3 separate regions of the Homo sapiens genome follow, and all the other regions are linked to region 3. A link is a loop called in an ENCODE intact Hi-C map of the cell type or tissue named here. Cell type or tissue: IMR-90. All regions are shown on one strand.

Region 1 (8,000 bases), 550 kb after region 3:
AGAGGAAAACTCCATCTCAAAAAAAACACCAAAAAACAGAAAATTAAAAAGTCAGGCATGGTGGCATATACCTGTAGTCTACTCAGGAGCCTGAGGTGAGAGGATCGATTGAGCCCAGGAGGTCGAGGCTGCAGTGAGCTGTCATTGTGCCACTGCACTGCAGCCTGGGTGACAGAGCAAGACCTGTCTCAAAAACAATGGCAGCCTTTGCCACCTGAAAGCCCCGGGGGCCTCTGGCACCCTTGAGGGCTGGGGACACAGTCCTGGAATTATGTGTCTCAGCCTTTTTATGTCCACCTCGATTAATAACTTAGCTTTCCCTAACCAAAATGCCTAAACCAGCTGATGATGTTGGGGAAAGCTGTGTTATATCCCAGGCCAAACACTGGGATCCATGAGAGCTGGGAAAGCATCCTCATGTTTTTTTTGTTTTGTTTTGAGACAGAGTCTTGCTCTGTCACCCAGGCTGGAGTGCAGTGGCACCATCTCGGCTCACTGCAAACTCCACCTCCTGGGTTCACGCCATTCTCCTGCCTCAGCCTCCCGAGTAGCTGGGACTACAGGCGCCCGCCACTACGCCTGGCTAAGTTTTTTGTATTTTTATTAGAGATGGGGTTTCACCGTGTTAGCCAGGATGATCTCGATCTCCTGACCTTGTGATCCGTCTGCCTCGGCCTCCCAAAGTGCTGGGATTACAGGCGTGAGCCACCGCACCCAGCCCCTAATGTTTTTTAAAAGCATTTTTATACATGGTTTTATATCCAGCTCCTGTGAGTTACAGGTCGTGTGACACTGGAATGCTTAACCTTAGGTGTCCATAGAGCATCCCACTCACCTGGGAAGCCCCACAGCTGTCCTGTGACGGCGCGTCTTATTAGACGATCTGAGAGCAGGGGCTTCTCCCAAGGGGGCAGGGGAGACTTGCCAGGACTCAAGCTAGGGGTTTGCCACAGGTCACGTGATATCTCTTTAAGTTTTTATTAACAATGATAAGATCCTGTTATGTTGCCCAGGCTGGTCTTGAACTCCTGACCTCAGGCAGTCCTCCTGCCTTGGCCTCCCAAGGTGCTGGGATTACAGGCGTGAGCCACTGTGCCCGGCCTGAATTTTTTTAATTTACGTATTTTCTACTGCAGTTCCAAGTGAGGAAGTATTGGCTCCCTCCCAACATTTTAAATAAGCACACAGCTCTCCTTTGTAAAAGCAAGCCTGCATTTCACAGCGCGCCCTCACGTGGCGTGAGCCCCTCCTGAGAGCCGCCAGTGCCCCCGGTGCAGGCCTGCACGCATCTTCGTTTGCGTCACAACATGGGTGCCTCGGCTTCCAAAAAGATCCCAGTGGCTCGGAGCAGTTGGCTTTTCCCTGTTTGGGCCTCAGCGTCCCCCTTTTGAGAATAAAGGGGTTGAACTAGATCAGAAGTGAACTGGAAGACAAGTCCGGGCCACAGACGAGGACTGGAATGGGTTTTCACACTGAAGACAGGTGTCAGTGAGGGCCACTTTTGTTGCGAGTAACTGGCCTCCAGCTGGCTTGGAAATGTTCCTTAGGGCTGTTCCATTCTGCTCAGGAGCAAGGCCACCTGCACTGGCCCTGTTCACTCTGTCCTGCCCTCTGCAGTGAGGGCCACCAGCATTCTCTGCTGCAGCCCAAGGGAAAAAGTGGTGCTCGGTGCTCCGAGCTGCCCGGGACCCCTCTGAAAGCCAGGTCAACTAGTCCCCCAACCTGGGCGCATGGCTATGTGGTGGGCACCCTGGAAGCTCCGTACAGTCGGGAAGGGGGTGTGGACCAGGCATCGAGTGATGGGTGGTCAGCCAGTGTCCACACACACATTTTGGATTCTTGGATTCTTGCGGGAGATGGGGGATCACAAGATGTGTCCACCCTGGCCGCAGTCAGCCGCTTGGTGGCCTCGCTCTATAGTCTCCAGTTGCAGCCCAACCACTCTCGTAGTGGCTGCTGGTTTCGTGGCCTTAGTGGTCTCCTGTCTTGTTGGGGACACAGGACATGCAGCAGGCAGTGCCCGCGGGGCCCTGGGTGCCGGTGGCAGTGCTGCCTGTGGCTTGGAGGTGTCCCCCACTGCAAGGAAAGGGAACAGAGAGGAGGGCAGGTCTATGTTCAGTGACCACCACAGTGGGCTGAGTGTGAGGTATGCGGTTGAGACAGGGACGCAGGGAGGATGCTGTGAGACCCTTGGGGGCCACCAGATAAGAGGCACCGTATGTGCCAAGCCCCTGCCCTCGTGGGTCTCCTTTGCAGTGGAGAGGGAGGCAGAGAGGCTCCTGCCAGCCTTGTATCCAGAAGGAGTGCTGGGGTTTCAGGTCCCTGAGAAACATGCAGATGTTAAACGGGAAATCTGCCTGAACACGTCCAATATGTTTTTGTTGTTTCTGTTTTTGTTTTGTTGGTTTTTTGTTTTTTTGTTTTTTACAGATGGAGTCTCACTCTGTTGCCCAGGCTGGAGTGCAGTGGTGCAATCTCAGCTCACCACAACCTCTGCCTCCCTGTTCAAGCGATTCTCCTGCCTCAGCCTCCTGAGTAGCTGGGATTACCGGCGTGCGCCACCACACCCAGCTAATTTTGTATTTTTAGTAGAGACGGGGTTTCTCCATGTTGGTCAGGCTGGTCTCGAACTCCCGACCTCAGGTGATGCGCCCACCTCAGCCTCCCAAAGTGCTGGGATTACAGGCATGAGCCACTGTCCCTGGCCCAATACATATTTTAAAGTAAACATTGTATTACAGAATACCACAGACAGAAAAGCACACAATGAATTTTCATGATGTGACTCCGTATACCCAGCAGGACGTTCCCGGCCCCCACGATCACCCAGCATGGCCCACCTCCGTGACCATCCCTTCTCCAACACCAGACTCCCCAAGCCCTGGCACAGAGATGGCTGTCTGGGGTGGCCCCGTAGGGACAGTCGCTCAGTGCTGTGTGGTGACCTGCTGTCTGCACAGAAGCTGGTTCTGACTCTCCCATTGACGGGCGTCTGGTGTTTCTGGTCTGGGCTGTTTCTCCAGGGCTGCCCGAGTGTCTCGGTGCCCATGGGTGTGTGCCCTGCTTGTTCCTACAGGGAGCAGGATTGTTGGGCCCCAGGCATGCGTGCACGGGGTTGGCCCAACACTGAGTGGCTTCCAGCTGTCATCTTAAGCGTTCTTTTTCCTCCTCAGTCCTCCTGGCAGGAGTCGGTGCTTCTTGCTGCGTTCTTTGTGAGGATTTACTGGGACCTTTTTAAAGTCCCGTGGGGGCCCAGGAGGCTCTGAACAAGCTCCGGGGTGTGCTTGGGGTGGGTGGAGGGTGTTTCTGGTTTCTAGTTTGGGAAGCGCCTTCCCCTAGCATAAGCTGCACATGTGAGGGAGATGGTGTTGGCCCCAAGGAGTCAGATGACTCCAGTGGGAGAGGAGGGGAGGGCAGAGTGGAGTCAGGATTGGCATGAATCGTGCCTCAGGCCCAGCCATGGCCCTTCTGCAACAGAGTCCACGAATGCCAGCACCGTGAGCACATGCGACAGGCACCCTGGTGCATTTAAATCATAAATTAGCCCATCATAATCGCAGAGCATGCACCTCACACCAGCAAGGACTTCCTCTGAGGCCTGCTAGGGAAGCGTTGAGTGCCCCGCAGGAAGTCACTTTTGCGGCCATTTAAAGCCCTGTAGGATGTGCAAGGCAGGTCAGTGGCTTTGTGCTCCAGTGATGAAAAGCAGACAATGAATTGGCCCCAGATGCCCTGCCCAGGGGATCTGGGGAGGGTGGGACAGGTCTCAGGCACAGCCCTGGGGCTCCCAAACTGCCTTCCGTCTCCACAGCCTGTACACCCAACATGCAGTGGAGGCCATCCCAGAGGAGGCCTGGCCTGGGCCTCCATGTCCAGGAACGGCCTGCGCTCTAGCGCTGGCATCGGGCATGAGAGGGCCTCCCCTAAGTCAATCTTGAGAGGTCTGCGTGCTCCCTGAGACCCCCTGGGGGTGCTGGGACGCTTCCTGGGGCTGTCAGGACGGTGTGGCCGGGCCACAGGCTGGTTACACAGTGTTACACTGCCCTCTCCTGGGCGGCTGCCTGACTCCACTCCCTGTGTGCAGGCAGGAAAGAGTGTTAAACCCTCCAGGCTTTTTGGAGTGAGGGAAAGAAGGCGCGCACACACCTGGCCCTGGCTCGCCCTGGGTGGCAGGTGCTGGAAGGAGTTGCTCCCCACCCGAGCCCTGTAGGCACCTTTGCACTTTGGTTCCACCTTCTCTTTTCCTCAGTTTGAGCTTCCTACAAGATCCCTGGCTCTAGCAGCCCCAAAGCCAGTGGGGTTTTATTTTTATTTCCTGTTTCTTTGTCATGCTTCAGGAGTCAGCTCCCAAAAAGCACATCCCAGTCACTAGATTCTGCGTTCAAAAGACCGTGGCTGAGGACCTGTGGGATCTCTGTTTGCCCCGAGTCTGAGAGGTTCTGTTTGGCACAAATGTTTTCTTCTGTGATGTCGCTCTGTTGCTCAAGCTTCATTTTGTGAAACTGTTTCCGAGTTTAGCAGGCGGCTCGTTCACATGTGAGCTCCCGACATCACGGGTGACCCGCGCAGGCAGTGCCATGCTCTGTTCACGCTCTGACACCTGGGAGGGCCGCTACCGCCTTTCAGAGCGTTTTCTGTTCTTGCCTTATTCTTCCAAGTGAATTTAGACAGTCTAACAGATTGGGACAGGGCACTTTTAAACATCCCTTATGTTTTAGATGTCTTTACCTTCGGGTCTTATTAAAAATCTCCAATACAGGCCAGTCGCAGCGGCTCACACCTGTAGTCCCAGCACATTAGGAGGCCAAGGTGGAAGGATCACGTGAGCTCAGGAGTTCGAAACCAGCCTGGGCAACATAGCAAATCCCCATCTCTACCTAAAATAATTTTTAAAAGACCAATTCTAAGCCCTCCATAAACTTCTTTATCTTTCTCACAGAACGATGCCAACGGGACTGCAAAGCCGCCTTTTCTCAGGTAGGCGTGGCTTCCTACGTGAGCCTCAGTGTGTGACATTGCTCTTCCCTGTAGTGTCCCCCGGAAGGGCCTTCGGTGCCCAGCCCAGGGGGTCCAGCCTGAGAAAGGCCTCGGCCTGTGGAGCCATGGGGGAGTGCAGCCCCCTGCTCGCTTTACCAACTACTTTAGACCACGCTGGGAGCAGGGCTTCCCCACCCCAGAGTGACCCCCATGTCACACACAATGCAGGACTAAAGAGGTGTGGGTGCCCACGTCCAGAACGCTTAAAACCTGGGATCGTTCTGCAGCAGGTGGTATGGTGTAGGAATCATCACTGAACAAAACTTTCACACTCAGAAAACGCTGCTGGGACCTGTACAAGCTGGGGAGGTGGTCAGCCGCCCAGTCTCACAGGGCAAGAACGGGTTATTAGCACTGTTAAAATCCAGTTTCCCTCGTAGAGCAGAAGTTCTGAAAGATTTTTCTTATCCCCTGCAGCGGAGAAAACCCCTTTGCCACTGTGAAACTCCGCCCGACTGTGACGAATGATCGCTCGGCACCCATCATTCGATGAGAGGACAGCCAAGGACTCTCCCGGGCCTCTCCGGTTCTCCCTTGCGGAATGATGGGCGCATCCTGTCTGCCACGTGCTGACGGTCGGGAAGCTTCAGTGGAGAGGCCTAACTCTAATGTCGCCTGCTTAAGCAAATCATGCTTCTCTGTTTCACGTAGTTGGGTTGACAAGTTTCTGCCTTTAAGATAAATGAGTAATAGTCTAATGACCAGCTCAGCCATTTAAAATATTTTCTTCCTATTCTGTTCAAGAAACAGTAAACTTGGTTTCAATCTTTACTGTATTTTTTAAATGAATTTTTTCCTTAATAACAGCCAGAATAAGGGATAGTCTATGCTTTCAGGACTGGCTTTCTGCACCTGATATGAATGAGACCAGTTTTATTTTATAAAGCATGTGCTCTTAATAGCATTATGTCTAAAGAAGATATCACGTAAGTTTGCATCTTAGCATGCAAATCATAATTTTAAGCAATATAAATTATGAAAATACTATATAAATGTAATTTAACTTAAAATGTTTAAGTGTAGAGCTTCCAGAGATGGAGAAACCCCCACCCTCCCTCCAACCACGCCAGAGCTGTAGAGTGCTAAGACGCTTTGCCTGCCCTTATCACAGCCACACGTAGCACTCGACGAAATCTCCTCCGAGAGCTCCTTTTCTTGGTAGTTAGGAGTCGCCAACGGATTCGCTGCACACGGCCCATCCAGGACACAGGCCTGGGCGTCGGAGTCACGGCTCCTTGTGTTCTCACTCAGCTAGTTGGCCAAAGCTGCATCCATTACCAGTACACTCAAACTGCTCGGGGTCCTGGTTTCTCCGTGTTTGAATCAGGTACAGACTCTCAAAGGATACGTGTAAAGCCAGGATGACCTCTGGTGCCTGGAGAAGGGCGGGTTTTTCAGCCTAGCAGCCATGATGCCCTCGGAACCTGGCCCTATGGTATGGATGTGAGGACTACGCACTGGCTGCCCTGAGCCCGGGGCTGGAAATCATCTTTGGCTGCCAAGGATCTGGACCTATTTTGGAGTGGAGAGTCATGGTTAAAATTCCCAGCCCGGCCCAGGTACGGGAATCCCAGCATTTTGTGAGGCCGAGGCAGGGGGATCACCTGAGGTCAGGAGTCTCTACTAAAAATACAAAAATTAGACAGGTGTGGTGGTGGGCGCCACTCAGGAGGCTGAGGCAGGAGAATCACTTGAACCCGGGAGGCAGAGGTTGCAGTGAGCCAGATCATGCTGCTGCACTCCAGCCCGGCCGCTCACCGTGTGTGTTGCTGGGTGCTGGGGCTGTGACTTATCCCCTCTCCTTTAGCCTTGCCATAAGTGTAGTATCCTATGAGGCTGAGATTGGGAAAGGTTACATGCAGGTAAGCCAGTGGACGTGGCCGATGCTTCAGGCTCCTTCCAGCCAGGTCCAGCAGTGTTACCATCTGCTTCTCCTGGGAGGACAAACCAGGCACCCCCACCATGAAGGGGCTGCAGGCACCATGAACTATGTTAACAACCCCAGTCTGTACTACAGAAAGGGCTGCAGCCACATGAGAATTCAGTCCACACAAGCCCCATGGCCGTGTTCCCCACTTCAGCCACAGGGCTCAGGGAGCCCCATCTGGCGCTAAGGGGAACTGCTGGGGTGTGGGTGACACCTGGCCTTTGGCGTTCTGCCTTGGGGAGGTTTCTGGTTTTGTTACGGGGTGGAAGAATAGGACCTGGGGGTCTCGGATGCAACCTGCAGACCCCGTGGCTCACCCAACCCCAGGTTCTGCCTCCCAGACCAGAACGGGCATGGCCTGGTCCTTGGCACCGAGGTGCCTGCTCTGTAAATATCAAGGGATTACAACTTTAATAATAAAGCAGAACTTGAAAACATTTTCTTGAGCTGTAAGCGCCTGCTGAATACAACTGTGGTCAGGACTGGCCGGGGGAGCGATGGGGGTGTCGTTCCAGTCTTTCCTGGGTCTCTGAAAGCACCGAGTAAGCAGCACCAGGTCAACAATGGTATGAATCTCATTTATTGAAAACATTATTTCTCACCTTTCTCAAATTGAAGACTGCAAAAAATAAAAGCAGTGCTTTATTGAGTTGTCATGAGCCTCGGGCGGGAGCAGCAGCACTGCCTCTCCACGCTCCGGGAAACCGCAGCTGGCGTGTGCCACATCGGTCCCACCTCGCTTTACAAAACAGTCCTGAAGCTTAATCAAATAAAATTATTGTACACAACATTTACATTAGAAAAAGAGAGCTGGGTGTAGGAAAGCCGGGCCTGGTGTTCCCTTTAAGCGAAGGTGGCTCCACAGTTGGGGCATCGTCGCTTCCTCAAGGCAAAACAGCAAATGAACCCAAAGGGGAAGAGGATGATGGCCAGGAAGATGCCCAGGAAGGTGAAGCAGTCCTCCAGCACCCCAACCCTGCAGCAGAGACGGGCAGAGAGGGTGGCACCGTAAGGACCCGGGCAGCCAGAACCCTCA
Region 2 (8,000 bases), 820 kb after region 3:
GTCACCCAGGCTGGAGTGCAGTGGCGCGATTTCAGTTCACTGCAACTTCTGCCTCCCGGGTTCCAGCGATTCTCCTGCCTCAGCCTCCTGAGTAGCTGGGACTACAGGTGCCCGACACCACGCCTGGCTAATTTTTTTATATTTTTAGTAGAGACGGGGTTTCACCATATTGGCCAGGCTGGTCTCGAACTCCTGACCTTGTGATCTGCCCACCTTGGCCTCCCAAAATGCTGGGGTTACAGGTGTGAGCCACTGCACCCAGACTATTCTTTCTTATTTTTTTAGAGACAGGGTCTTGCTCGGTCGCCCAGGCTGGAGTGTAGTGGCGCAATCATAGCTCTCTACAGTCTCCAACTTCTGGGCACAAGTGACCCTCCCACTTCAGCCCCCTGAGTGACTGGGACCGCACTTGGCTCTTTTTTTTTTTTTTGGAGAGATGAACGCTCACTATGATGCCCAGGCTGGTGTTAAACTCCTGGGTTCAAGCAACCCTCTTGCCTCTTCCTCCCAAAGTGCTGGGATTACAAATGTGAGCCACTGCGTCCAGTTGATTTGTATTTTTTAATCTGAAGCTGCTCTGGTGTTAGGACTGACTTGCTTCCTGAGTACAGATTTAGATGTCACTACAGTACTGATTCCCGAGTGCCCTGAGGCACGCGTCCTCCTGTGTGGGGAGTCCTTATGGTCCCTTCCGGGCTTGATTCTTCTCAAATGTTTAAGCATTTTTATTTATGTATTTATTTTTTTGAGACAGAGTCTTGCTGTGTTGCCCAGGCTGGAGTACAGTGGTGCAATCTCAGCTCACTGCAACCTCTGCCTCCCAGGTTCAAGCGATTCTCCCACCTCAGCCTCCCAAGCAGCTGGGACTGCAGACACGTACCACAACACCTGGCTGATTTTTTTTTTTTTTTTGAGACAGAGTCTTGCTGTGTTGCCCAGGCTGGAGTGCAGTGGCAAGATCTCGGCTCACTGGAAGCTCTGCCTCCTGGGTTCACGCCATTCTCCTGCCTCAGCCTCCCGAGTAGCTGGGACTACAGGCGCCCGCCTCCACGCCCAGCTTTTTGTATTTTTAGTAGAAACGGGGTTTCACCGTGTTAGCCAGGATGGTCTCGATCTCCGGACCTCGTGATCTGCCCACCTTGGCCTCCCAAAGTGCTGGGATTACAGGCATGAGCCACAATGCCCAGTGAAGTGAAACACTTTGTATGCTCTCCCTGCTCCAGAGACAGAGGCCACTTCCCAAAAAGACATGAGGCCACGGACACGCAGTGAGCTGGCAATCTGTGCTTAGTTTTATTTCCTGGAATTGGCAAGGGGAGTCACTGCTCTCAATTGGACATCGAACTTCCAAATGGTGAAAAATGAGGGTTGTGTGTATATCATGGGTATCTCTGTGTGTATGTGCGTGTGTGTGTGTTTGTGTGTGTGTGACAGAGAGAGACTCTGAGAGAGAGAGAGATAGAGATCGAGTTTGGCGGTTGGGCACAGTGGCTCACACCTGTAATCCCAGCACTTTGTGAGGCCGAGGCGTGTGGATCACTTGAGTTCAGAAATTTGAGATCAGCCTGGCCAGCATGGTGAAACCCCATCTATACTAAAAATACAAAGATTAGCCGGGCATAGTGATGCACGCCTGTAATCCCAGCTACTCGGGAGGCTGAGCAGGAGAATCGCTTGAACCCAGGAGGCAGAGGTTGCAGTGAGCCGAGATCATGCCACTGCACTCCAGCCTGGGCAACAGAGCAAGACTCCGTCTCAAAAAATAAATAAATAAAATAAAATAAAATAAAATAAAATAAAGAGTCTGGGGAGCTACAGAGAGGGGATAGCAGAGTTATTTCGCCCTGGGCTGTAGTCATCCTTGTTGAAATCTGACTTCGTTCATTCCATGGAATTTGGGGAGGGGGGTGTATATGGAATAAATGTGTCTGGGATAGCTGCATTCAGCATTGCATACACCCAGCTAGGGAGATGGATCACCTTCTCAGGACAGCTTGATCCAGCTGCCTGCTTGGGGTCGGAAGCAAAGACAAACCGGGACCTCCACAAGAAGTCCCATCCCCTGGATACAAACAGGGGGAGGGTGGTGGCAGCACCTGGCTTCTTACTGCATGCAGGTATCAGTTGGCCACGGGAAGCCCCATTTCAACACCTTCAGAGGCCATCTGTCAAGTGCAACTATTCTAGATCCTACAGCTGTGATCACATGCACTGAGTGGGTGTGAAGAGCTGGGCGTCCAGGACTTTCCAGCCCAACCCCGCAGGGTCTTTCTTCTTGGCCCCAGTCTCTGGCTTCTGTTGACGTAGCTGCGAGGACAAGCTCTCTTTCCCCACATTCAGGACTGTCACGCCATCCACATGCAGTGTGAGGTCGGCCTTTCCTGGGGTGGTTGAAGAATCAGTGTGCAATTTGCAGTTGACCTTTATTATTATATTATATTATATTATATATATTATATTATATTATATTATATTAATTTAAATAGAGACTATGTTGCTCAGGCTGGAGTGCAGTAGCTATTCACAGGTGTAATCCCACTGCTGATCAGCACGGGAGTTTTGACCTGCTCTGTTTCTGACCTGGACCGGTTCACCTCTCCTTAGGCAACCTGGTGGTCCCCTGCTTCTGGGAGGTCACCAATGAATGCCAAACTCCTGGGATTGAGCGATCTCCTCACCTCAACCTTCCAAGTAGCTGGGACTACAGGCATGAGCCACCACACCCAGCGCAGTTGACATTTCTTATGTGCACCCAGAAATGTCATCCTGGTGACCAAGGAGAGTATATGATGCCCCCTGCTTATAAGAGCCCAGTGCCCACACTATAATGGGGTTACCAAGTGTCTATCAATGCTCAGACAAAAAGTCTTCCATGAGAAGGAGTGAAGCTCAGCCAGGCACAGTGGCTCACGTCTATAATCCCAGCACTTTGGGAAGCAGAGGAGGGAGGATTACTTGAGGCCAGGAGTTCGAGACTAGCCTGGACAACACAGTGAGACCCAACCCCCGCCACACACACACCCAAAAATTAAAAAATTAGCCTAGCACGTTTGCAAGTGCCTGTGGTCCCAGCTACTCAGGAGGCTGAGTCGGGAGGACTGCTTGAGCCCAGGAGGTCAAGGCTGCAGTGAGCTATGATAACATCACTGCACTGCAGCCTGGGCAACAGAGCAAGACCCTGCCCCTAAAAAAAAATTAAAACATTAATAATAAAAATAAAATAAAGATCACCCAGGCAGCTTAAAACTCAGGTTATCCCTGTGATCAGTGCTGCAAGGTATTGACCATTAGCATTGACCAGTGTCTTCAAGAAGCTTCCATCAGAGGCTGCAAAATGGTACCCACAGGCCAAGCCCGGCTGTAGATTGCCTTGACTGGCCCATGAAGAGTTTGAAAATAATTGTAACTAACTGCCAATATTCAAACATTTGGAGATTTCCTGTGGAAAAAAAATTCTGCATTTTCCAATTCTCTGGCCACGCGGAGCCCGCATTCGGGCCTAGTAAGTGCCCAGGAGCTGGGCTACAAATGCAGCTACCCCCTTTAGAGTTGGCCTTGGTGTCCACAGGCCTCTCTCCCAGGGGCGGGTCTGCTCAGGCCTGTGGACACCTCTCCAGCCCTGCTGGAAAAGTGCAATTCCTGGAGTGTGTTCTGACCAGGAAGGACTCCTCAGAGCTCCTGAGGAAGGCATGGGCCCCTGGCCTGAGGCTCACTGCAGCTGTCCCAACCCTGTCACCAGCTCTGGGCTGTGGTTTGGTTTGGTTTGGTTTGATTTTAGAGACACAGTTTCACTATGTGATCCAGGCTGGAGTGCAGTGGTGCAATCATAGCTCACTGCAGCCTTGAACTCCTGGCCTCAAGTGATCCTCCCACCTCAGCCTCCTGAGTAGCAGGGACTATAGGTGCCCACCACCACATCTGGTTCATTTCTAAATTTTTTTGTAGAGATGTTGCCCAGGCTAGTCTTGAACTCCTGACCTCGAGCAATCCTCCTGCCTCAGCCTCCCAAAGTGCTGCAATTATAGGCTTGCATCACCCCACCTGGCTGATTTTTATTTGCCTATTTATTTATTTATTTATTTTTGAGACAAGGGTCTTATTCTGTCACCCAGGCTGGAGTGCAGTGGCACAGTCATAGCTCACTGCAGCCTCAAACTCCTGGCCTCAAACGACCCTCCCACCTCAGTCTCCTGAGTAGCTGTTCATGCTCAACACCTGGCTCATTTTTAAGTTATTTGTAGAGATGGGATCTTGCCATTTTTCCCAGAGTGGTCTTGAACTCCTCCTGGCCTCCAACGATCCTCCTGCCTTGGCCTCCTAAAGTGTTGGGATTACAGGGGTGAGCTGTTGCACCAGACCCCAGTGTTTGTCTCTGAGGGACTTCCCCACACATGACCTCACCTGACCTTCAGAGAAACCATCCAGAGGGAAAAGGGACAAGGTCATTACCTGCGCAGGGAGAGCCCTTGGGCCGGGTAAATGGCGCAAGGTATGGGCTGAAGCTTCCCTTGGGGAGGGAAGGGACATAGGTCATGGGACAAGGTGATGTGGCCTGGACACGGTGGGGCACTTTCTCATCCTGGGTGAAAGTAAGGACGTAGGAAGGATGGGAGCATGGAGTAATAGCAGAGTGGGTGACATGAGAAAGTGGAGGCCCGGCCTGAAAACGGAGGGGGACAATGGTGGGAGGTGATGGGCGGTGGAGATGCCAGCCCGGCCCAGCCGAGACTCAGAGCTGTGGCAGCGGCGCCCCCTGGTGGCCGTGATGGTGCCTGCTTCCCCTTCCCTGGAGATTTGATGGCAACATCACGGGAGAAATGATTCAAAGCTGAGCAGGTGCCAGGCACCGTTCAATGTACACGATACATGGGTGTTTCTCTTTTAAATTTTTTATTTAAAAGATTATTTTAAAAAATTTTAACGGGCAATTTTCCTTGGGTCTTGAAGTCATCATTTCTTTTTCTTTTTTTTTTCTGAGAGTCTCATTCTTTTGCCCAGGATAGAAAGCAGGGGCACAATCACAGCTCACTGCAGCCTCGACCTCCCACCTCCCAGGCTCAAGCAATCCTCCCACCTCAGCCTCCCGAGTAGATTGGACTACAGGTGCACACCACCACGCCCACCCAATTTATATATATTTTTTGTAGTGAGGAGATCTCACTGTGTTGCCCTGGCTGGTCTTGAACTCCTGTGCTCAAGTGATCCTCCCACCTCGGCCTCCCAAAGTGCTGGGATTACAGATGTGAGCCACCACGCCCAGCCTGCGTGGGTGTTTCTACAAAATCTTAAGTATCTCTCACAGCAACCCTGTGATTGCCACTATTATCACTATCCCTTTTCACAGCTGAGGAGACCCAGGTTCTGAGAACTGAGGACCGTGATATATCCTATGCAGTGCTATACTGGGATTTGAGAAACCCAGGCCCACCCAACCCACTTCAAAAACAAAGGTAGGCCAGGCGCAGTGGCTCACGCCTGTAATCCCAGCACTTGGGGAGGCCGAACCAGGTGGATCACTTGAGGTGAGGAGTTCGAGACCAGCCTGGCCAATATGGTGAAACCCTGTCTCTACTAAAAATAGAAAAATGAGCCAAGCATGGTGGTGGGCGCCTGTAGCCCCAGCTACTCGGGAGGCTGAGGCATAAGAATTGTTTGAACCTGGGAGACGGAGGTTGCAGTGAGCTGAGATCGCGCCATTGCATTCCAGCCTGGGTGACAGAGCAAGACTCTGTCTCAAAAAAAAAAAAAAATGTAGATCCAGCAATTCCACTTCTGGGTAGATGCTCCAAAGAATTGAAAGCAGGGACTCCAGCTGATATTTGTGGGATTTTTTAACCTCTTTTTTTTTTTTTTTTGAGATGGGGTCTGACTCTGTCCCCCAGGCTGGAGTGCAGTGGCAAGATCATAGGTCACTGCGGCCTCAACCTCCAGGCTAAAGCAATCCTCTTGCCTCAGCCGCTCAAGTAGCTGGGACTACAGGCATTCCCCACCATGCCCAGCTAACTTTTTTATTTTTTGTAGAGATGGGGTCTTGCTATGTTGGCCAGGCTGGTCTCAAACTCCTGGCTTCCAGCAATCCTCCCACCTCAGCCTCCCAAAGTGCTGGGATGACAGGCCTGAGCCACTGCACCCGTCCTCAACAGATATTTGTACACCCATGTTCATTGCAGCATTATTCACAATAGCCAAGAGGTAGAAGCAACCCAGGAGTCCACCTACCAATGAATGAACAAAATGTGTCTGTCCATACAATGAAATATTATGTAGCCCTGAAAAGGAAATAAATGCTGACACCTGCTACTGCATGGAGGAACCTTGAGGACATTATGCTCAGTGAAATCAGACAGTCACAGCTGGGCGCTGTGGCTCACACCTGTAATCCCAGCACTTTGGGAGGCTGAGGTAGGAGGATCACTTGAGCCCAAGAGTTCAAGACCAGCCTGAGCAATAAAGTGAGACCTCATCTCTACAAAAAAATTTTAAAAGCCAAGTGTGGTGGTGTATTCCTGTAGTCCCAGCTTCTAGAGAGGCAGAGGTGGGAGGACTGCTTGAGCCAGGGAGGCAGAGGTTGCAGTGAGCAGAGATCATGCCACTGCACTCCAGCCTGTGGGACAAAGCCAAACCCTGTCTCAAAAAAAAAAAAAAAAAGAAGAAGAAGAAGAAAGAAGGGAAGGAAGGGAGGGAGCGGAGGAGAGGAAATAAGTCAGTCACAAAGAGGCAAATATGGCCGGGTACAGTGGCTCACACCTGTAATCCCAGCACTTTGGGAGGCGGAGGAAAGTGGATCACTTGAGGTCAGAAGTTTGAGACCAGCCTGGCCAACATGGTGAAATCCTGTCTCTAATAAAATACAAAAAATTAGCTTGGCATGGCGGCGCACGCCTGTAATCTCAGCTACTTGGGAGGCTGAAGCACAAGAATCACTTGAACCCAGGAGGCAGAGGTTGCAGTGACCCAAGATTGTGCCACTGCACTCCAGCCTGGATGACAGAGTGAGACTCGTCTCAAAAAAAAACAACAAAAAGGCCGGGCGAGGTGGCTCATGCACTTTGGGAGGCTGAGGTGGGTGGATCACCTGAGGTCAGGAGTTCAAGACCAGCCTGGCTAACATGGCAAAACCCCGTTTCTACTAAAAATACAAAAAAATTAGCCGGGCGTGGTGGTGCGCGCCTGTAATCCCAGCTACTCAGGAGGCTGAGGCAGGAGAATCGCTTGAACCTAGGAGGCAGAGGTTGCAGTGAGCCGAGATTGCACCACTGCACTCTAGCTTGGGCAACAAGAGCAAAACTCCAAAAAAAAAAAAATGGCAAATACAGCATGATTCCACTTATATAATGTACCTAGAATAGTCAAACTGATAGAGACAGAAAAAAAGTAAAATGTTGGTTATCAGAGCCTGGGGATAAGGGGGATGGAGAGTGAGGGTTAATGGGGACAGTTTCAGTTTGGGAAGATGGAAAAGTTCTGGAGATGGATGGTGGTGACAGTTGCATAATATTTTGTTTATTTCTCTCTCTGTCTCTCTTTTTTTTGAGACAGAGTCTCGCTCTGTTGCCCAAACTGGAGTATGGTGGCGCAACCTCGGCTCACCACAACCTCCGCCTCCCAGGTTCAAGCAATTCTCCTGCCTCTGCCCCCTGAGTAGCTGGGATTATAGGTGCACACCACCACACCCAGCTAATTTTTGTATTTTTAGTAGAAACGGGGTTTTGTCACGTTGGCCAGGCTAGTCTTGAATTCCTGACCTCCTGCCTGCCTCAGCCTCCTAAAGTGCTGGTGTTACAGGCGTGAGCCACCATGCCCAGCCCGGTTGCACAATATTTTTGATGTAATAAATGCCACTGAATTGTACCCTCAAAAATAGCTAAAATGGCAAATTTTATGTTATGCATATTTTACCATAATTAAAAAAAAAAAAAAGCAAGTGTAGGATCCACTCCCAGCCGGGGCTCTGGCCCTGCCCTGGCCCCACAATGGAGGAAGGTGCTTCTCTCCCATTA
Region 3 (8,000 bases):
TGAGCCACCACACCTGGCCTTATTTATTTTTATTTACTTATTATTTCTTTTAGACAGAGTCTCTCTGTCATCCAGGCTGGAGTGCAGTGGCACGATCATAGCTCACTGCAGCCTCGACCTCCTGGGCTCAAGTGATTCTCCCACCTCAGCCTCCTGAGTAGCTGGGACTATAGGTGCATGCCACCATCCATGGCTAATTTTCTGCTTATTTTTTGTAGAGATGAGGCTCCACTATCTTGCCCAGGCTGGTCTCAAACTCCTGAGCTCAAGTTATCCTCCTGCCTTGGCCTCCCAAAATGTTGGGGTTACAGGCGTGAGCCACCGCACCCAGCCCTGAGTTTTTTGTTTTGTTTTGTTGAGACAGAGTCTTGCTCCAAGGCTGGAGTGCAGTGGCACGATCTCGGCTGTCTACAATCTCTGCCTCCCGGGTTCAAGCGATTCTCCTGCCTCAGCCTCCTGAGTAGTTGAGACTACAGACACCCACCACCCCACCCGGCTAATTTTTGTATTTTTAGTAGAGATGGGGTTTCACCATGTTGGCAAGGCTGGTCTTGAACTCCTGACCTCGCATGATCCACCCGCCTCGGCCTCCCAAAGTGCTGGGATTACAGGTGTGAACCACCGCGCCTGGTCCCGTTGCTGTTGTTTTAAGCCACCTAGTTCGTGGTACTTTGTTTCGGCAGCCCCAGGAAACAGACTTCCCCACGTCATTTTCGGCAGCTCCGTCTCTCACATTTCATATCCATCCTGTGAGAAATCCTTCAACTGAGATCCAGAATCTGACCGCTGCTCCCTCCTCCCCTGCTGCCACCACCCTGGTCCCTGGCAGGGCTCTCATAATGCCTGGCAGCTCCTGCTCACCCCTCACTGAGCCAGAAGTTTGTCCACAAAACTGCTCCAAGACCACATCTTCCTCTGCCCCAAACCCTTCAGTGTCTCCCTTCTCAGAGCAAACCCCAAATCCTTCTGGTGGCCTCCCAAATCCCTGTCCAACCTGGCCTGTGACCTTGTCACCCCCAGCCCCTGCTGCTTGTCTGGCTGGGTCTTTCCCGAGTTGTTCCCTTTGCCGGGCAGGATGCTGTTTCCTGGACACGTGTGGGGTTCCCTCTCTGCTCCTTCACGGCTGTTCAAACATCACCTTCATCTGTGAGGTCAACTTGGCACTCTCCTCTCCTACCTGCCCTTATACTCATGGCATATGTCACCTTCTAACATACTATTTATTTATTTATTTATTTTTTTGAGATGGAGTCTTGCTCTGTCGCCCAGGCTGGAGTGCAGTGGTGCGATCTTGGCTCACTGCAACCTCTGCCTCTCAGAGTCAAGTGATTCTCCTGCCTCAGCCTCCCAAGTGGCTGGAATTACAGGCACCCACCACCAGGCCTGGCTAATTTTTTTGTAATTTTAGTAGAGACAGGGTTTTGCCATGTTGGCCAGGCTGGTCTCAAGTGATCTGCCCGCCTCGGCCTCCTAAAGTGCTGGGATTACAGGCATGAGCCACCACGCTTTGCCTAACATACTATTAATTTATTTATTTTAAAATTTATTTGTACTTTTTTTTTTATAGAGACAGGGTCTTACTCTGTCACCCAGGCTGGAGTGCAGTGGTGTAATCATAGCTCACTGCAGCCCCAGCCTCCCTGGCTCAAGCAATCCTCCCATCTCAGCCTCCCAAGTAGCTGAGACCGCAGGAGCCCACCCCCATGCCCAGCTAATTTTCAAAAATTTTTCGTAGAGATGGGGTCTTGCTATGTTGCTGAGGCTAGTCTGGAACCCTTGGTCTCCAGGGATCCTCCTACCTCGGCCTCCCAAAGTGCTGGGATTACAGGCATGACCCACTGCAGCTGGCCTTAACTTATTTATTTAATCTGAGCCTTACATGGTATATAAACTTGAAGAAAGAAAGGATTTTGCCTATTTTGTTCACTATTTCTACTTCTAACACCCAGAATACTACCCAGCACATAGCAGGTGTTCATTAAATATTGTTGAAAGGAAAGAGGGATGGCGTGAGGAAGGGAGAAAGGGTTACTTCCTCACACTTGTGTTGTAACCTCACAATGACTGGAATTAGGGGAGGGAACACAAGACTCTAAGGAACAAACTCAATGTCTGTCCAGACTGTCCAGAAGACCCCATAGGTCAGGACAAATGGCCCGGAAGCCCTGGTGTGAGACGTGGTGATGTCCAGGTGTCAGGAGGCAGGGGCCTCCCTCCCTGAATCCTGGAGAGAGGGACTGCGGTGTGGGCCCCTTCTGGCATGGCGGCCTCTTGGACATCAGATCGGGCAATTATCCATCCTTGGAGCAGAAAGCCACTGGCCTGGCTTCTGAGAGTGGTGCCTTGTTCTGTGTTGAGGAGGAAAGGTCAGAGGCTGGAGGCTGGGAGAGCAGGTGGGCTGTAGACAGTGTGGCAGGGGCTGAGGGAGCAAGCTAAGCTGGGTCCCATGTGGTAGTGGGCCAACGGGCCGAGGAGGCTCCAGGGTCATCAGGCAGGGAATGGGTCAGAGTCTCTTAAACTGAGCTACCCTAATCCCCAAGGGATCCATGGAGAGCATTGAGGTACTTGGATGGGAAAAATTACATCTTTATTTATGTATTTGTTTAGAGACAGGGTCTTGCTCTGTCCCCCAGGCTGGAGTGCAGTAGTGTGATCACAGCTCACTGCAGCCTCGAACTCCTGGGCTCAAGCGATCCTCCCACCTCAGCCTCCCAAGTAGCTGGTACCACAGGTGTCCATTGCCACACCCAGCTGACTTTTAAATTTTCTGTTGAGACGGGGTCTTGCTATGTTGCCCAGGCTGGTCTCAAACTCTTGGCCTCAAGCAATCCTCCTGCCTTGGCCTCTCAAAGTGCTGAGATTATAGGTGGCTAATTTTTTAAGAAAGTTTTTGTAGAGATAGGGGTCTTGCTGTGTTGCCCAGACTGGTCTTGAACTCCTGGCCTCAAGTGATCCTCCTGCCTTGGCCTCCCAAAGTGCTAGGATCACAGGTATAAGTCACCACACCTGGCTAATTAAAAAAAATTTTTTTTGTAAAGATGGGGTCTTGCTGTGTTGCCCAGGTTTGTCTCGAACTCCTGGCCTCAGGTGATCCTCTTGCCTCAGCCTCCTGAAGTGCTGGGATTATAGGTGTGAGCCAGTGTGTCCAGCACTATTTTATATTATGCTTTTGAAAACATTATTCTGAGAAGAGGGCTTGACTTGACTTAAAGGGGTTCATAGTGCCAAAAATTTCATCAGTAGGTGTTTTCCTTTATATAAAATTTCATCAGTAGGTGTTTTCCTTTATATATATATATATGTATGTATGTATGTGTGTGTGTGTATATATATATATATATTTATTTATTTATTTGTTGAGACGGAGTCTTGCTCAGTCACCCAGGCTGGAGCGCAATGGCGCGATCTCAGCTCACTACAACCTCTGCCTCCCGGGTTCAAGAAATTCTCCTGCCTCAACCTCCCAAGTAGCTGGGATTACAGGCACCCGCCACCATGCCCGGCTAATTTTTATATTTTTAGTAGAGACAGGGTTTCACTGTGTTAGCCAGGCTGGTCTTGAACTCCTGAGCTCAGGGTGATCCGCCCGCCTTGGCCTCCCAAAGTGCTGGGATTACAGGCCTCCCAAAGTGCTGAGATTACACCCTGTAAGTGTTTTCTAGAGAGGCCCACATAGGCAATGAGGGGTGATGGAGGACACTACTTTCTGGGGGCCTTAGAAGATCTAGGAGATGAAGTGCCAGGGCCCCAAGCCATCTGCATGCTGTGCCCAGTATGTCCAGCAGGTGGCAGTGTCTGACCGGCTATGCTTTCTGCAGGCTCCCAGCCTCTGCCAGGTGCACCGGGGGGCATGGCGGGCAGAGGGGCATGGATGGGCAGGGTCCTGGCATTGCAGCACCTGCCGACACACCTGCATGAACACACAGGCACACTGTACGCACACACATATACTCACATTCACATTGGTGAAACAGCCAAGCTGGCAACCAACTTCTAGAACCTTCAGCCCCTTCCAGGACAGAAGACATTCCTGGGACTCTGGCCCTTGAGAAATCTTTTCAGAAGAGGAGGTCACTTTTGTTTTGCCTCTTCTTTTTCTTGCCCAATAGCTTTTCCGAGAAATCTACAGGTCAGCATGAGTCAACAGCTACAGCCACAAGATAGTTTGACTGTGGGTTGAGGAAATGGAGATCTGTGTTCCAGCCTGGCTCTGTGACCTTGGGCCAGCCACTGAATCTGTCCAAGCTTTTGTTTTTTCATGTTGTACCATGTGGATAAAGAGGGAACTCGCTGTAATCTCAGCACTTTGAGAGGCCAAAGTGGGAGGATCGTTTGAGGCCAGGAATGTGAGACACAGCCTGGGCAGCACAGCGAGACCCCATCTCTACAAAAAATAAAATTAAAAAAATTAGCTGGGCATGATGGTGGGTGCCTGTAGTCGCAACTACTAGGGAGGCTGAGGTAGGAGGATTGCTTGAGCCCAGGAGTTGGAGGCTGCAGTGACCTAGGATCACACCACCGCACTCCAGCCTAGGTGGCAGAGCAAGACCCTGTGTCTTTAAAAAAAAAGAGAGAGAGAGAGAAAAAGAGGGAAAGGGTGCGTTGGTGTGTTTTTCTAGGCATTCATTCAGGAAACATTGTGGAGGCATCCACAGCTCGCTGCCCTCGGGACCCAGCAGAGCCTAGATACCTGCCCATTTTTTCCCAGCTTGTTGACCATCATGAATCACACAACTCAGCAATTAAAAGATAACCCACTTTAAAAAAAAATGGGCAAAGGACTTGAATAGACATCTAGCCAAAGAAAATATACAAATGGCCAATAAGCCCATGGAAAGATGCACGATGTCATTGGTCATTAAGGAAATGCAAATCCAAACCACAATGAGACACCACTTCATACCTCCTAGGGCTGTTGATTCTATAGGAAGAAGTGTGAAGAGAGACTGAGGGAGCGGCCCACCTCCTCCCTGACCCCCTTTCCAGACTGTGCTGTATTTTCCAGCTGGGAATGGAAGATTCTATAGGAAGAGGTGTGAAGAGAGACTGAGGGAGCTGCCCACCTCCTCCCTGACCCCCTCTCCAGACTGTGCTGTATTTTCCAGCTTCTCACCGGCTCTACATGTGACCCACAGCAACCCTTGCCCTATAGTCTCCCGAGCTGAGCTTCTCACTGGGGAGGGGAAGCTCCTAAGTGAACTCCTCCCTCTGCAGGCATCTTTCTGACCTGTTTTCTGCTGGGCATTGGGGACAGTGGCTCAGAGGCGTGCAAGTCCCGGCTGCCACTCCCTTCCATCAGATGATGGGGATCAGCTGCTTCAGGGCCCCGGAGCAGGGTTGTGGTGGGGAGATGAAGGAGGGAGGGAGCAGAGGCCACCAGCTGGACCCCTGCATGAGATCCTGGGGAGAGCAGGGAGGCCTTTGGGGATCCCGGGTGCATTAACCACTTGGTGCCACTGTCGCCACCTCGGCTCTGGACAGCTGCTCATTCCGGGGCTGCCACCACTGTGGACGGCGTGATCAGTCCACCTGTTTCTCCCGCTTCTACTATCCCCCTGTGTCTGCTCTTCTCTGTAAACTGCACACTGTACATGTATGCATCATGTGTGTGTGCATGAGTGTGTGTACGTGTGTGGGGGCATCTGAATGATAGGTACTTTCCTTCCTTTCTTCCTTTTCCTGAGACAGAGTCTCACTCTGTTGACCAGACTGGAGTGCAGTAGCACCAACATGGCTCACTGCAGCCTCAACCCCATGGGCTCAAGGGATCCTCCCACCTCAGCCTCCTCAGTAGCTGGGACTATAGGCATGCATGACCATGCCGGCTAATTTTTGTATTTTCATAGAGATGGGGTCTCTCTGTGTTGCCCAGGCTGGTCTCAAACTCCTGAAACCAAGCAATCTCTCCACCGCAGCCTCCCAAAATGCTGGGATTACAGGCGTGAGCCACCACACCAGGCTCGTTTTTGTATTTCTGTTTTTTTTTTTTGAGACGGAGTCTCGCTCTGTTGCCCAGGCTGGAGTCCAGTGGCGCGATCTCGGCTCACTGCAAGCTCCGCCCCCCGGGTTCACGCCATTCTCCAGCCTCAGCCTCCTGAGTAGCTGGGACTACAGGTGCCCACCACCACGCCTGGCTAATTTTTTATATTTTTAGTAGAGATGGGGTTTCACCGTGTTAGCCAGGATGGTCTCGATCTCCTGACCTCGTAATCCATCTGCCTCGGCCTCCCAAAGTGCTGGGATTACAGGCGTGAGCCACCGCGCCTGGCCCATTTATGTATTTTTTTTGGAGAGACAGAGTCTCACTGCGCTGCCCAGGCTGGCCTCAAACTCCTGAAACCAAACGATACCCTCAACCACAGCCTCCCAAAGTGCTGGGATCACAGGTGTGAGCCACTGTGCCTGGCTCAATGCTGGGTGCATTTTAAAGTCACGAGAGAGTGTGTGTTGAGTTAACATTTTGGAGACTGTGATCAGCAAACAGTCCCCAGCGCAGACACCCTCTCTGGTGGGGTTTGGGTTTTGCTGCCTTTTAATTTTCTTCCAGCTGCCTCCAAAGCACCTTTGTGCTCCTAGGAACAAGCACTGGGTGTTGGGGGCGGGGTGGGGGGGCGGGGTTGCTATAAGCTCTTCTGAGAGGAAGCCTCAGGGAGCAAGGTCCCAATGGCCAGGCTTCCCTTTAAGACAAGGTTGTCCTGCTGAAACCAGGTCCTCAACTCCTAGGTCCCCAAAGGGCATTTGACCCGACACTGGGCTGCTGCAGGCTTGGTCCTGGGGGAGACTGGGGGTGTGTAGCAGGAAGTGCTTCTCTCAAGCAGAGACCACAGCTTGTGTCTCTGGGCCACACACTGGAGCGTTATTTTCCAAACTGCCGCTGGGTCAGCTCACTCTCCCACTCCAAACCCTCAGGGATTCCCCATAACATTGAGCCCCAGGTCCAAACACTTAAGGATTATCATCCCAGCTGCTACCCTCCAGCTCATTTGCTACATCTTTCACACTTTGCTTGTTTGTTTGTTTTGTTTTTGTTTTTGAGACAAGATCTAGCTTTGTTGCCCAGGCTGGAGTGCAGTGGCATGATCATAGCTCACTGCAGCCCCCAACTTCTGGGCTCAAGTGATCCTCCCACCTCAGCCTCCCAAGTAGCTGGGACCACAGGCGTGCACCACCACGCCCAGCTAGTTTTAAAATTTTCTGTCGAGATGGGGTCTCACTATGTTGCCCAGGCTGGTCTCAAACTCCTGGCCTCAAGTCATCCTCCCCCCTTGGCCTCCCAAAATGCTGGGCTCACAGGCATGAACGACAGTGGCATCTGGTCCCCCGATTCTGCCTTTGTTTATTCCTTTCTATTAAAACAATTTTTTTTGCTGGGCGCGGTGGCTCACGCCTGTAATCCCAGCACTCTGGGAGGCCGAGGTGTGTGGATCACAAGGTCAGGAGATCGAGACCATCCTGGCTAACACGGTGAAACCCCGTCTCTACTAAAAATACAAAAAATTAGCCGGGCATGGTGGTGGGTGCCTGTAGTCCCAGCTACTAGGGAGGCTGAGGCAGGAGAACGGTGTGAACCCGGGAGGTGGAGCTTGCAGTGAGCCGAGATTGCACCACTGCACTCCAGCCTGGGCGACAGAGCGAGACTCCGTATCAAAAAAAAAAAAAAATTTACTATTGAGCAGCTTGCAGACTTTAAGATCAGAGTGTTGTCTCTCTTGCAATAAATGCTTTCCTCCTTTTTTTTTTTTTTTTTTTGAGATGGGGTCTTGCTCTGTCACCAGGCTGGAGTACAGTGGCACAATCATAGCCCACTATAGCCTCAACTTCTTAGGCTCAGGGGATCCGCCTGCTTCAGCCTTCCAAGTAGCTAGGACTACAGGTGTGTGCCATCGCACCTGGCTAATTAAACTTTTTTTTTTTTTGTAGAGATGGGGGTCGCCCTATGTTGCCCAGGCTGGTCTTGAACTCTTGGGCTCAAGGGGTCCTCCTGTTTTGGCCTCCCAAAT

Evidence for each region. A loop is a pair of places that touch in the nucleus more often than their neighbours do. Peaks named below come from ENCODE experiments on the same cell type or tissue, not always from the same donor. Only the 100,000 strongest peaks of a DNase experiment are listed, where the experiment ranks them.
Region 1: it touches region 3 in a loop (12-fold over the local background); 26 of 110 quality-filtered maps call a loop at or near these places.
Region 2: a loop joins it to region 3, with 16 times the contacts of the local background. A loop is called at or near these places in 12 of 110 quality-filtered maps.

What each region holds. Positions count from the first base shown.
Region 1 is chr7:98,291,051-98,299,050 of GRCh38, reverse strand. It overlaps BRI3 (brain protein I3), which reads right to left. Exons shown (of 3, transcript NM_015379.5): 3 at 7,506-7,940. The coding sequence ends at 7,808. BAIAP2L1 (BAR/IMD domain containing adaptor protein 2 like 1) reads left to right here. Exons shown (of 14, transcript NM_018842.5): 13 at 4,940-4,977; 14 at 5,455-7,401. The coding sequence ends at 5,530. Among named protein-coding and RNA genes, the nearest start is that of BRI3, 13 kb to the right of the region's middle. RefSeq lists enhancers at 1,911-2,412, 3,746-3,975 and a silencer at 3,023-3,137. In IMR-90, CTCF peaks have their summits at 4,049 (motif pointing left) and 7,115; no DNase peak of the experiment used is centred here.
Region 2 is chr7:98,018,457-98,026,456 of GRCh38, reverse strand. No RefSeq gene overlaps it. Among named protein-coding and RNA genes, the nearest start is that of OCM2, 32 kb to the right of the region's middle. RefSeq lists an enhancer at 3,169-3,668. In IMR-90, a CTCF peak has its summit at 4,765 (motif pointing left); no DNase peak of the experiment used is centred here.
Region 3 is chr7:98,837,728-98,845,727 of GRCh38, reverse strand. No RefSeq gene overlaps it. Among named protein-coding and RNA genes, the nearest start is that of TMEM130, 28 kb to the left of the region's middle. RefSeq lists an enhancer at 3,844-3,893. In IMR-90, a CTCF peak has its summit at 3,781 (motif pointing right); a DNase peak (open chromatin) is centred at 4,107; H3K27ac peaks cover 337 bases.